Regions from separate parts of the Homo sapiens genome. Here region 1 is linked to region 2. A link is an interaction called in ENCODE POLR2A ChIA-PET data of the cell type or tissue named here. Cell type or tissue: OCI-LY7. All regions are shown on one strand.

Region 1 (2,500 bases), 140 kb after region 2:
ATCACATGAGGTTAGGAGTTTGAAACCAGCCTGACCAACATGGTGAAACCCCGTCTCTACTAAAAATAGAAAAATTGGCCAGGCACAGTGGCTCACGCCTGTAATTCCAGCACTTTGGGAGGCCGAGGGGGGCAGATCACGAGGTCAGGAGATCGAGACCACCCTGGCTAACACGGTGAAACCCCGTCTCTATTAAAAATACAAAAAATTAGCCGAGTGTGGCGGCACGTGCCTGTAGTCCCAGCTACTCGGGAGGCTAAGGCGGGAGAATGGCGTGAACCCGGGAGGCAGAGCTTTCAGTGAGCCGAGATGGCGCCCTTGCATTCCAGCCTGGGCAACGGAGCAAGACTCCAGCTCAAAAAAAAAAAAAAAAAAAAAAAAGAAAGAAAGAAAGAAAAATTAGCCAGCCATGGTGTGCACCTGTTATTCCAGCTACTTGGTTGGCTGAGACATGAGAATTGCTTGAACCTGGGAGGTGGAGGTTGTAGTGAGCTGAGATAGCGCCACTGAACTCCAGCCTGGGAGACAGAGGAAGACTCTGTTTAAGAAAAAAAAAACCCAAAACAAACAAACAAAAACCAAGTAAATAAAATAAATATAAATAAATAAATAGGCCAGGCACGGTGGCTCATGCCTGTGATCCCAGCACTTTGGGAGCCTGAGGCAGGTGGATCAGGAGATCAAGAGATGGAGACCATTCTGGCCAGCATGGTGAAACCCCATCTCTACTAAAAATACAAAAATAGCTGGGCATAGTGGCGCATGCCTGTAGTACCAGCTACTTGGGAGGCTGAGGCAGGAGAATCACTTGAACCCTGGAGGTGGAGGTTGCAGTGAGCTGAGATCGCGCCACTGCACTCCAGCCTGGTGACAGAGTGAGACTGTCTCAAAACAAAACAAAAAATAAATACATAAATAAAAATAAACCACAGTGAGATACCACTACGTATCCACTAGAATGGTCAAAATTTTAAAAACTGATCATACCAAGCGTTGGCCAGGATGTGAAGCAAATGCAACTCATATATTGCTGGTGGGAATGTGAAATGACACAACAATTTTAGAAAACAGCTTGGCAGTTTTCTTTAAATATACACTTACCATGTGATCTAACCATTCCAATCCTAATTATTTATCCAAGGTATATGAAAATATATGTCCAAAGACTTGTATATGTATGTACATACCAACTGTATACATAATAGTCCCCAAACTGGAAACAAGCCAAATGTCCAACAATACACAAATGGATCAACAAATTTAAACAAATTGTAGGATATCCATACAACGGAATACTACTTAGCAGTAAAGAGGAATGATCTGCTGATACCCATGGTGACATGGGGGATCACAAATCCATTATGCTGAATGAAAGAAACTGACACAAGAGTACATACGACGTGATTACATTTGTATGAAACTCTAGAACAGACAAATCTAATCTATAGTAACAGAAAGCAGACCAGGCTGACGGTGAGAGAAAGATTAACTAGGAAGGATTACAGGAAATTTTGGGGGGTAATGGGGTTGTTCTCTACCATGATTGTGATGGTGGTCACATGATCATATGCATTTGTCAAAACTGATAGTGTACATTTAACAGGAGCGTTTTATTATATATAAGTTATATCACAATACGTTTCATTAAAAATAATTGAATTTAGATGGTTAACGGAATAAACTAACAACACGGTAGTTGATCTGATTTTATAGGCTTTTCCCTTGGTTCTGTGTAATTATGGACTGATGTCTTAATGCAGTCCAAACAGAATGGAAACAAACTTAGAAAGGATTCTCACTCCCTTCAGCTAATCAAGGGGAGGGACTTATGCAGTAAAATTCAGTAGCTAATACGATACAGAGCTCCAGTTCCAATGTCAGCAAAAAACAACTCAACTAAATGTTAATGTGATATTAATAAGCTCCCCTAAAACTGGAAAGAATTTATTTTAAGGGCTTCTTGTACCCCCTTCCACTCCTTAGAAAAGTTTTTTAAAAATATTTTTCTACATTTATTTATTTTTTCCCTAAATGTTGATGATGTCATTTTTTCTACATTCAACTGCATCTCTGCTGCTTTATTTATGTATTTAGGCCTAATACAATGACTGGGTTATCTTTAATACTGCTGGTTTCAAAAAATTATTTATTCCTTTTTATTTTCATTCTTCTTTTCACAATTTTTATTACACATCTAGGGGAAAAGTAAAATGGGGTGATAAAGTGAAAAAAGAGAATGACATTGCTCAGAAAAGTAATCTAGGGAAAAAGTAAAATAGGGTGATAGTGAAAGAAAGAGAATGACATTGCTCAGAACTTGTTATTATGCCATTATTTTAGGTTTTTCTCTATTATTTTCCATCTTACTCCTTAGTGTGTGGTCCACTGGGAAGCAGCAGAACCTGGTAAGAAAATCAGAACTTAGCATTGTTTTATTTCTTTTTTTTTTTTTTTTTTTTTTTGAGACGGAGTCTTACTCTGTCACCCAGGCTGGAGTGCA
Region 2 (2,500 bases):
GGAAAGTATATTCATTTCCCCCAAAGAGCTGGTAAGAGTCAGTCTTCTCTTATCACTGCAGGATATACCCATACCTGGAAAGATGGCCTTGGGGCTTGGCACTGGGACCAATGTATTTCTCTTACTTTCCTAAAGTCTCTCCGAAATTAGCCAAGTCTCACCAGTTCTAGCAGAAAGAGGGCTACAATTTTGTAGGACCGGAAAGTCACCCCTCAATGCGGCCAGTGTCTCTCGTTCCACAGGGAAAGCAAATTCCCAGGCTGAGTTGCCAGAGGACAAGCTGAGGTGGTGGCCTTTGGTGAGGGCTGGAGGGCCAATGGCTGCCTGCTCCTGGCCTCTCACGGCATGGCTCTCTGACCCTTCAGGGATGCACTGAGACCTCCTGCTCCCGGTCACCAGCCTCCCACAGCCTTCAAGAGTCACAGTCCAGGCTGCTCCTGGACTAAAGCCAGCCAGGCGGGCCCGTGGCAGAGACACTCAGAACACGGCCTAGACTTCAGGATGTGTCTGGGCACCCCCAACCGCTGTGAGGAAGGCTAGAGAAGCCCTGAGCTGTGACACTGGGGTGGGAAGACTTAAACACACCATCTCCCATACTACAACCATCTTAAGAAGAGGTAGTTTTTCTTTTTAAAAATTATTTGAGACAGGGTCTCGCTATGTTGCCCAGGGTGGTCTTGAACTCTTGGGCTCAAGAGATCCTCCTGCCTCAGCTTCCTAAAGTGCTGGGATTACAGGTGTGCTCCACCACTCCCAGCTAATTTATTCTTTATAGAGACGAGGTCTCACTTTGTTGCCCAGGCTGGTCTCAGAACTCCTGGGCTCAAGTGATCCACCCACCTCAGCTTCCCAAAATGCTGGGATTACAGGTGTGCGCCATCTTGCCCAGCCACTTTTTCTGTTTTAAAAAGAATTAAAAATGAAGCTCAGATATGTGAAGTAGTTAATCCAGCTCTTAAGTACCAAAAAGACATTCAAATTCAGTCTCTATTCATCAAACTTCCCAAATGCTAAAGGCAGCAAAAACTCCTGCTCCCGACCTAAGAACAAGGCCTGTGATCCTAGTTTGTGGAGTAGCTGGAGAATTTTCCAGAAGTCTCTTTAACTCCTCAGAGAAAAGAACACTTTCCCCTCTTCTGCAAGCTTGCTCAGTTAGGCCTTGGAGAGCCTAATGGGTGTGGCTGTGCGGGGGCTGGACCATGCACTAAACCACACCCACCCACCAGGCAACAGACGGAAAGACACAGACAGCAGGGCGGGTGGGCATGAGGACTCCACACCAGGTCTCTGAACCCATCTCCTGGAATGCCGTAGGTCAGGCTGTGGCAGTCAAATGGCTGCTTTCTGCTGAGAAAGGATGAACTATGACTTCCCCTGGGAAAGTAAATAAACCTTGACAATAGGGGAGGCTGCTCAGTGTGAGCTTGGTTTGCACAATCGTGTGCTCAGTTATATAACGGAGGATTGGATTGCGCAGTTTTCTCCTTGTTGAGAGGAAGCTCTTCCTGGAGCGCCCACCAGCTCCTCCCTCCTCAGGAGAGGGGTGTGGCTGGATCCTTGGCAACGCTTTGGTCCCCTAACGGGGGAACTGCTGGGGTGCCTTCTCCCTCCTGCAATCCCCACCTTATCCCACAGCCCCTTGGAGACTCTGCTCCTAAGCCACTAGGTCTGGGTCAAGAACCACACACAGGCAGCCCAGGGGGCCAGCTGGGCTGGGCAGTGACCCTCCTGCCTTGACTCAGGGCTCTTGAACTCTTAAGATTTTGCCTCCCCTACCCTGTGGCCAGGGCCTTCACTCTAGTTGAAGTGTCTTCACTGGACCCAGCAGAGGCTACAGGGCCCACTGAGTCCCTTCAAAACTTACTGTTTCCCTCCTACACATTCCTTTCCTGAAATCCCTTCAGACTTTGCCACAGAATCATCACATAGCAGAGCTGCAAGAAGGCCTGCAGATCGCTGAGCCTAACCTCATTTTACAGATGAGGTCCAGAGAGGGGACACATTAATGGCAGAGCTGGGACATGAGCCAAGTCTTTTTTCCAGCCCAATCCTCTTCCCACATCACTGTATTACCTCTCAAAGGAATGAATTGCTGTTGATGGGATTTATGGCCCTAGCAGAGGTGGGTTTTCAGTATGAGATCCTAGGCACCCCTCGAATCACTATCTGTCTATCCCATCTGTGCCCACTCTGTCCCCGAGTGGGTGGGCTTCGAGCTACTTCTTCAGCAGGGGTGACCAGCTCATGCTTGGTCCTCCCTTATTTGGTACACCCAGCTGTGATCCATGTGGTTGAACCTCTTGGCGTAAGAACTGAGAAATGAATCTCGGTAGCCCCTGCTTTCACATGTCTGGGCCTGGGCCAAGATACCAGAACGGGAATCAAGGTGCCAGGTGAGCAATCACCAAGCCTGGGTATCAGGTCGACAGGAGGGGCACTGTGCATTGGTGAACCTGGGCTCCCTGAAAATGCCAGTTATGCTTAAGACATCAGGCAGGAA

Evidence for each region. ChIA-PET counts read pairs that join two places held together with the same protein. Peaks named below come from ENCODE experiments on the same cell type or tissue, not always from the same donor. Only the 100,000 strongest peaks of a DNase experiment are listed, where the experiment ranks them.
Region 1: POLR2A ChIA-PET joins it to region 2 with 12 read pairs; 5 of 35 experiments call an interaction of 5 or more read pairs at or near these places.

What each region holds. Positions count from the first base shown.
Region 1 is chr1:225,667,974-225,670,473 of GRCh38, reverse strand. No RefSeq gene overlaps it. Among named protein-coding and RNA genes, the nearest start is that of ENAH, 16 kb to the right of the region's middle. In OCI-LY7, no CTCF peak of the experiment used is centred here; no DNase peak of the experiment used is centred here.
Region 2 is chr1:225,812,511-225,815,010 of GRCh38, reverse strand. The region is part of intron 1 of EPHX1 (epoxide hydrolase 1); the gene reads right to left. Among named protein-coding and RNA genes, the nearest start is that of EPHX1, 3.6 kb to the right of the region's middle. In OCI-LY7, no CTCF peak of the experiment used is centred here; a DNase peak (open chromatin) is centred at 1,200.